2 separate regions of the Mus musculus genome follow, and region 1 is linked to region 2. A link is a loop called in an ENCODE intact Hi-C map of the cell type or tissue named here. Cell type or tissue: left cerebral cortex. All regions are shown on one strand. Links, peaks and the distances in the headings refer to the core of each region. The heading gives the core; the rest is flanking DNA. Region 1 overlaps Sec31a (Sec31 homolog A (S. cerevisiae)). Region 2 overlaps Helq (helicase, POLQ-like).

Evidence for each region. A loop is a pair of places that touch in the nucleus more often than their neighbours do. Peaks named below come from ENCODE experiments on the same cell type or tissue, not always from the same donor. Only the 100,000 strongest peaks of a DNase experiment are listed, where the experiment ranks them.
Region 1: a loop joins it to region 2, with 6 times the contacts of the local background. A loop is called at or near these places in 4 of 42 quality-filtered maps.

What each region holds. Positions count from the first base shown.
Region 1 is chr5:100,391,689-100,396,081 of GRCm38, reverse strand. It overlaps Sec31a (Sec31 homolog A (S. cerevisiae)), which reads left to right. Exons shown (of 28, transcript NM_026969.1): 8 at 181-280; 9 at 2,718-2,879; 10 at 3,067-3,219; 11 at 3,454-3,687. Among named protein-coding and RNA genes, the nearest start is that of Sec31a, 22 kb to the left of the region's middle. In left cerebral cortex, for the core only: CTCF peaks have their summits at 2,092 and 2,293 (motif pointing right); no DNase peak of the experiment used is centred there.
Region 2 is chr5:100,777,316-100,781,708 of GRCm38, reverse strand. It overlaps Helq (helicase, POLQ-like), which reads left to right. Exons shown (of 18, transcript NM_001081107.1): 10 at 2,416-2,557; 11 at 2,873-2,977. Among named protein-coding and RNA genes, the nearest start is that of Helq, 19 kb to the left of the region's middle. In left cerebral cortex, for the core only: no CTCF peak of the experiment used is centred there; a DNase peak (open chromatin) is centred at 2,484.

The DNA.
Region 1 (4,393 bases), core at 292-4,291, 390 kb after region 2:
GTGTGTGTGTGTGTCTCTGTGTGTGTGTCTCTGTGTGTGTCTCTGTGTGTGTATGTGTGCCTGTCTTTCTCTTCCTTCTTTTCTTGCGAGGTTAACGGTTTGGACTAGTAAACAGAGAAGTGAGTTCCGTCAGTATACTGTTCTCATTTGTTCCTCTCTCCCGCCTATTTTTTTTTATAGGGGGATTTTGGCAGTTGCTTGGAGCATGGCAGATCCTGAGTTGTTGTTAAGCTGTGGAAAAGATGCTAAGATTCTCTGCTCTAACCCTAACACAGGAGAGGTAGGAGGAGGGGTGCTTCTCAGCCTGTCAGCCCTTGGAATATCTTACTTCTACCTGAATAAGAATTTTCCACATGGATATTAAGCACATAATTATAATTAAAACCATTGGAGGAAGGTGACAGATATTAATCCATCAGAACTCTGTCAGGAACATTACCCAGGCTCATTTCCTTTAATCTTTAAAATTAATCTTTCTCTATTGGAACATAGATTCTAGCTACAGTCTTCTTTTAAAAATCACTATTTTTATTTTTGTGCATTGGTGTTTTTATGTGAATTGGTGCTTTGCATGTATGTGTGTGTGAGGACGTCAGATCCCATAGAACTGGAGTCACACACAGTCGGGAGCCAACATGTAGGGGCTGGGATTTGAACCTGGGTCCTCTGGAAGAACATGGAGTGCTCTGAGCCATCTCTCCAGCCCCAAGCCGTAGCCTTATATCTTTTCCTCTTCTCTATTAAAGTAAGTAGACCAATTATTGCAGGTGCTTTTGTAGTTGCTCTGCTGGAAAACTAAGACAAATGTGAATGGCTGGGGCTGGAATTGTGGCTCAGTGGTCAAGCACTTGTTTAGCCGGTGCCAAGGTTTAGGCTTGGTTTCCAGCACCATTAAAAATTGTCTTCTGGCTGGCAAGCTGGCTCAGCAGTTAAGTCTGGAAACCTGTTTGATTCCTGGAACCCTCATGAGAAGCAGGATGCAGTGGCTCCATGCATAGCCTCAGCACCCCTCCAGCAAGGTGGGAAGCACTCACCTCTGTTAACTTGGGTCTGCAACAGCAGAAAGGAGAGAATTCACTTCCACAAGGCAGGAGGAGAGGGAGGGCTGACTCCTGAACTTTGTCATCCACGGGGTACTGTGGTGCATGCCTCCCGCACTTACCCGCCATGCACACGCACATGCACACAGAATACTGAATAAGTGAGGAAATGTTTCAATACATTTCCCTCTCTTAGGTGTTGAGAGTTAAGCACAGGGCCTTAGATGCTGGGCAGGGCTATATGCTGGGCCTGGCCTGTCAGTAGACTTTTATCTGTCTTATAAAATAAAAATAAAAGTTCCTTGGTTTCCAGTTTAAAGTTTTAGATTATGTTTTTGTAGGAGTACAGAAACCTTAAGGTTAGGGGGCTGAGAACAGAATTAACCCAACAATAAATTCTGCCTGTGGGATTTGAAGCCAGGAAAAAAATTCATTTATCAAATAAACGTTTGCATATGGTTGTATTTTATGGGATTTAAAGGAATTGACTTTTCAGTATGTATATATGCGACAACTAAAATAACTAGATTTTCTAGTTCAGTGAAGTTTCAGGTTACAAATGAGCCAGTGCAAGCATCAAAGACGTGAGCAGGCGGGAAGCTTCTTCACTGTGTGGTTGGGGTTTTGTGTTTGTTTGGTTTTTGTTTTGTTAATTCCATACAATACCAAAGTTAAAGTCATTTGGCTTTTCTTAAGGCCTCAGACGCATGCTCCTAAATTTCCCCGTTATTATCACACTCTGGGTCAGCAGAATTCTGATAACTTTTTATTTATTTTTAATTTCCTCTGTGTGTATATGTTCATGTACATACAAATGCACGTGCACTTATGTGTGTATGTCCTGGCTGCCAGAAATTAACAGTGTCTCTTTGTCCGTTGCCTTGCTACCTGTTTTTTGAGACAGAATCTCTGATTGGCCTCCCTCAGGAATCTTCCTGTCTCTGCCTCCCCAGCTCTGTGGTTACAGGCAAGTGTGGGTGCAGGGGCTTGAACTGTGGTCCTCACGCTCAGCCCTGGAACAGCGTTCTAAAAGTTGTCCATGGCCTTTTCCTTTATGGGAAACTTGGCTGGGATTCCTTGGCAGTAGGAATGGCATGTGCTTGTTTTCCCTTAGCCTGAAAGCTAGAGTTGGCAGTTCTGTCTAAGGGTGTGGCTTACGGGGTGTCATCTTTTTTTTTTTTTTAATTTAATTTAAAGTGTTCTTTTACAAATACATCCTCAGGCCAGAAGAGGGCATCAGATCCCATTACAGATGGTTTTGAGCCACATGTGGTTACTGGGAATTGAACTCAAGACTTCTGGAAGAGCAGCCAATGCTTTAATCATTTAGCTATCTCACCAGCTCATACAGTTTGATCTTTAAATGACCTAAATATAGTTATTTAGATCTCTCCAGGCAAAACCAGTTGGGGGGGGGGGGCGGTGCGCATTAGAATTTGGTAAAATGTTCAGTTTGCCTGCTCTTGACATTTTAGGAAAACAGACTACTGAGTAGCACTCCTGTCCTTCTTGGACCATCCCAGGATCACTGTGCTGTACGGAGAACTTAGTCTTGGTTTTCTTGGCTAAGACTCTTTCTTATAGAAAATGTTCAGCTGCACGTATTACCAGCCTTACTTATTTTGCTTATGACCAGGCTATCCCTTTTTCTAACGTATTTTATTTATGTTGGACTAGGTATTATATGAACTTCCCACCAACACACAGTGGTGCTTTGATATCCAGTGGTGTCCTCGAAATCCTGCTGTCCTGTCCGCTGCTTCCTTTGATGGACGGATCAGTGTCTATTCCATCATGGGAGGGAGCATAGACGGCTTACGGCAGAAACAAGTTGACAAGGTAACAGGCAGTATTAAGGCTTTTGATGGTTGCGACCGAGAAAGATAGCCATACGTGTGCAACTATTTTTAAAGTGATTTTACCAACCAGCAATGCCACTTTACTGGATAATTGTTAGATATTTTGTTGTTGAAAAGTTGCAACACAGTTCGCACAGGTTACTGTTTTTTGGTTTTTTTTAAACTAGCTTTCATCATCTTTTGGGAATCTTGATCCTTTCGGCACAGGACAGCCTCTCCCTCCATTACAAATCCCACAGCAGAGCGCTCAGCACAGCATAGTGCTGCCCCTGAAGAAGCCTCCCAAGTGGATCCGGAGGCCTGTGGGCGCTTCCTTCTCGGTAGGTGGATTTCACTTATGGTCAGGGCAGCGTGCTACCAGGAATTGTGGGACAGCACAAAGTACTGCCTATCCAAGGTGGCTTGTGCCAACTGCACGGGACAGCTGAAGGATGGATAGCCTGAGGCTCTGGGTTGTGGGGGGCCTGTCCGTGGGGCACAGTTTTCACTTCAGCAGGCTTCCGGAGCCTTGGGAGCTCAGATTGACGGCTCACGAGCTCATTTGTCCTTCACAGTTTGGAGGGAAGTTGGTGACTTTTGAGAGCGTTGCAGTGCCGCTGCAGCAGGGAGCTGAGCAGCAGCGACGGCAGCCTGTGTTCATCAGTCAGGTGGTGACGGAGAAGGACTTTCTCAACCGGTCGGCGCAGCTGCAGCATGCTGTGCAGTCTCAGGGCTTCATCGGTTACTGCCAGAAAAAGATCGAGGCTTCCCAGACCGAGTTTGAGAAAAATGTGTGGTCCTTCTTGAAGGTAAAGTTGGGTTTATTTTTAATTTTTGTTCCTGTGTGTGTGTCTATGCATGTTCATTTTACAGTGAGTACATTTATTTGCTTAGCCATTTCTCTGGCCCTAAAGTTAGTGTTCATTAGCAGTAAATTATTCATATTATAATCAAAATCTGTTTTCCTTTTCAAGAAACATTTGAGATAGTGTGACTTCAGAAATACAAGATGAAATTCAAGAAGCCCAAGCTGGGCATTGGTAGCACACACCTGTAATGCCAGCACTTGGATGCCAAGGTCAAGGCCAGCCTGGCCTTACAGCAAGACCTTGTCTCCGAGGCCAGAAAAACTTAGAAAGAGAACACAACATGATCTCGTACATCATTATAAGCTAACAAGTGCGTAAATAACTTAAAGAAGAGAGACATCACTAAGCAGACTTAACATTAGAACCCGAGAGGGGCTGTAATAAAAACATAAAGTATTTAGTATCTGTCGTAGACCTGGCTAGTGAGCATGGGGAGAGGGATGGAGGTGAAGGTTCCTGGCATTTCTCTTCCTGATGATACAGAAGAGCCAAAGGGGAAAACCTGTCAGCAGATTGTCTTTTCATAGCAGACTAAGAGTTTCCTTTTTCACATTTTGCTTTCACAGATGTTTCTTAATACTGACTTTTTTCAAGAAAACCAATCTTGAATACAATAAGGTTAAATTCTATAATTCTACAATTAAAA
Region 2 (4,393 bases), core at 93-4,092:
TGCCACTCCCCATGGCTGAGCATATCCAATCACCACAAACTCTTGTAGGTCAGACCCTATGTCACCTTTTCGGATATTACCGAACGGTGGAAAACTGTATAATTGGCTTCTCTTTATAACTTATTCCTTGGGGGGAGAGGGGCTCTAGCAAATAATTTATGTTCACAAAATGTTTATGAACATTAAATAGAATGTTTTTCTGGTGGATATACAGTCTTTCGTCTCAGTGACATAGTCGTTAGCTATGCTGTTCCCCCTTCACATTTATGTATATTTATTTATCTAGTTACAGACAGGGTCACACTGTGTAGCCCTGGCTGGTCTGGAACTCACCATGTAGACCTGCCTTTAAAACAAAGGTCCACCTGCTGGGATTGAAGCCTGCACCACCATTCCCAGCATGGAAGCAGCTTTGTGTCTGTGCGGGCCTGTAGTTGTCTGCTTTCCCAAAGCTCTCTTTCTATATTCATAGAAATAGAGAAGGATATAATATGTAATATATAGGTAGAGGAGCGTGCATGTCGCAGTGTGACCGTGGAGGTCGGAGGTGAGCTTCAGGGTTCAGGAGTCTGTTGGTTTCCTCCGTCCACCTTGTGAATCCTCGTGATAAAGCCAGGCTGTCAGCCTTGGAGGCCGGTACCATGCCACTGAGCCAGCCGCTCTTGCAGCTTTGCACTTTCCCCTGTACCCTTCCATTTTCCTCATGGTGAGTAATGGCGCTTACTATGGTCGGTGTGTCCTTCCCTCCTGTCCCTACGTCACCAGCTCCCACACCTGGCACCTAACTGATAAATGTGCATTCATTTAGTCAGCCCTCATGATTTATCACCAATATTTTATGCAATTGAAATCTATAAAATAATGAACTTCCCCAGCACTCAGGAGGCAGAGACAGGCGGATCTGTGAGTTCAAGCCCAGCCTGGTCTGCAGAGTAAGGTCCAGGACAGCCAGGGCTGCACAGAGAAACCCTGTCTCAAAAAAAAAAAAAAATAGATAGATGATAGATAGATAGATAGATAGATAGATAGATAGATAGATAGATAGATAGATAGATAGATAGCTTGCTTGCTTGCTTGCTTGCTTGCTTGTTGAATGTCACATCAAATAGATGAGTTTCAAAGCCAAGTTGGAGCCCAGGCAGCCTGCTCATGTAATCCCTGCAGTCCCAGTTCACTGTCTTTTGTTAGGGCGTGGCACTTGGTGGGAGGCTCCATCCTTTGTCTCAGAGCTGTTGCTGGTCATTTCTGTATTCCATCTCTCCATGAGCTTCATTCTCTTCTCTTATGACTTAGGCTAGCCTGGGATAAAGACGTGAAGTTACAGCTTATCAGCTGTTTTTCTCCAACTTTACCTTCCATATAAAATTCAAGTTTTAGTGGGCTGGAAGACAGTATAGTGCAGAGTGCTTGCCTAACACCTAGAAAGTTCTAGGTTCAAACCCAAGTACCACCAGCCCCCCCAATCTGTTTTCTTTTAAAGACCCAGAAGTAGAAGGTTAGCAAAGTGGGATGGGGTAAAAGGACGTGGGATGAATACAGTGGCAACTGTACACATGGGGTGTCGGGACAGAGCAAACTAGCTTTTTCCAGTTCTATTAGTTATGTTTATTCATTACATCTTTAGATTTTAAATGCATTTTAAATTTTCAAAAACTCTGATATACTTCTTGTAGAAGTCTGCTTGAAAACACTGGATATGATTCCCTCTGGAATTTTTTGTGGATACTGTTTACAATTTTCCCAAATTCTTTACTGTATTTGTTGTATGCAGCCATTTTTCTGTGTTCTCTTACTTTTCCACCATTTTGTTTTCTTCAAGCTTTCACCAATCTACATAGGCCATTGAGATTTATAAATAAGGAAGTCGATAATGCAAATTATAGACTCTTCAATTGCCCTTGAAGAGCAAAGCTGACTAGGGATTTGTTTATACCTGAGCAGAATTGAAATTGATGTTTTTGTAGACTAAAGCCAGTTGAAATCTGCAGTGCCTCATAGTTAAAGATAATATCAGTTTATAAATCGGTAGCATACAGTAGCACATGGAGGTGGTGGTACAAGGCCAAATCTCTCAGTTCCGGGTATCAAATCACGAAGCTGTGGAGAGCACTGCGATAGCCAATCACAAGCCTCTGAGCTGCGATGGCTCTGGCATTTCCTCACTTGCTATTTAAGGGAAGCCACTACTGAACTTCAGCCATTTCTTCATGAGAAAGGAAATTAAGGATATTGCTAAGCATTTTGTAAGAACTACAGGTAATATATGTAAGGACCTAGGACATCAGAGATCCAGTGTAGGTGCAGTTTTACTTAAAGTTAACGTGTCATTACACTTAATAAAACCAGTAAAATGGAATTGGGTTTAAAAAGTAGTTGCCGGTGTAGAGGATCACTTTAATTTTATCCCTTCTGCAGAGTCATCTTACGAGCTCCCTATGTGGCTAACACGTTCTTAAAGAGGAATCAGTACAAGCAGATGGTTGGCAGGGCCGGCCGCGCTGGGATAGACACTGCCGGGGAGAGCATCCTTCTGCTGCAAGAGAAGGACAAGCAGCAGGTGAGGCTCCCTCGGCTGGACCACACTCACATGCAACCACCGCTTAAACTCTACCTGCCATCGTCCCTACATCCTTCTGGCTCAGTAAGATTCAGGAAGAGTGGCTCAGATACTTTCATATTTCAGGCATCGTTCTATAACGATGCTACAGAACGTCTGTTAATTCTTGCTCCTTTGGGTTTTTGTGATTTGGTTTTGTTTTAGCTTTGGAGGAGTTTGGGGCGTCCAGAAATGTTACAAAGTACGAGGGCTTTCTGTAGAACACTGTTTAGATTGAGTCACAGCACAGACCTAAGACTGCTTTAACTTTCGTAGGTCCTGGAACTCATAAGCGGACCCCTGGAGACCTGCTGCAGCCATCTTGTCGAGGAATTCACCAAGGGGATCCAGGCTTTGTTTCTCTCTTTAATTGGTCTGAAGGTATTTTTTAAAGATATTCTTATGATGAGTATTACCTGAGACAATAGAGATTTTTTAAAATTCAGGCAAATTATAAAATGAAAAAAATGGTAACTTCTAATGTAATATGAAAAAGAATAATCTTTGACATTTTTAAAAAAATCTAAATCTGGGAACTGGAGAGATTGCTCAGCAAATAAGAGTACACTGGCTGTACTTCTTGAAGGTCTGGGTTCAATTCCCAGCAGCCATCTGTCAGCTCACAACTGTCTATAACACCACTTCCAAGGGATCCAACACCCTCACACAGATACACATGCAGGCAAAACACTGTATTTAAAATAAAAATAAATTATTTTTTAAAAGACTCTGAATCTGGGTCTTTTTAACTCTTCAGTAGAGGAAATATAAGAAATCAGATAATAATTGATGCCCACCTGAAGTTAGTTTATAGGAGACAGTACTGTGGAAGCCATGAGACAGTGGATCCAGAAATTCGACAGCCCATCACCTCTGCCCACACGAGAAGGGAGGTGTGCCTGCCATCGCATGGTACAATCCCACCAGCCCAGAGCTGAGGCTAGTAAGCCCCAGATCTGCAAACATGAAGAGCTGATGCTCTACGGAGGAGAATGTTACCAAACGGCGAGGCTCTGTAGGCTGAGTGTGGTGGGTGCATTTTCACTTACAATATTTTCAACTTCTGACGGGTTTACTAACATGAAAACAGAATCTTAGAGATCAAGTATGAAGACTAATGAGCAGGGTGGTAATGGCACACACCTTTAATCCCAACACTTGGGAGGCAGAGGCAGGCAGATTTCTGAGCTTGAGGCCAGCCTGGTCTACAGAGTTGAGTTCCAGGACAGCCAGGGCTACACAGAAAAACCCTGTCACACCAAGGAAAAAAAGAGATTTTTTTTTAAGAGTTATTGATTAATCTCTTTTAGACTTATTTTTAAGTTAAATTGTGTCCTTGTGCCCAAAGTACAGTCACAACAACAACAAAAAGTGGTAAAAGCCAGAGTTTGAATTTCGCTGTTTTCTAACTGCAAAACTACAAGCTTGTCATATGGCTTGTCCTCATTAGTATGAACATGGAAGTAAAATGTGAGACATAACTGAAACAGATATCACAAGTTTTAGTACTTTGCAGACGGATGGTAATAATCCTTACAGTGTACCTGACACACTAGAAGTCTAAAGAAGAAAATAAACGCAATGAGGTTGAGGGAGAGACACGGATTAGATACAGAAGAAGGAGATAAGCCACACTAGGTATTTAGAGTAGAAAGCAAGAAAAAAAGCTTAATGTGACATGGGTAACAGTCAGCAGGCTGGACCCTGCAACGCTGAGGAAGAAAACTGAAGAGTTCCAGTTTGGATGGAAACAGTTGCCCCCAAGCCATATGGTATTGGTTGGGGGTAATAGGAGAG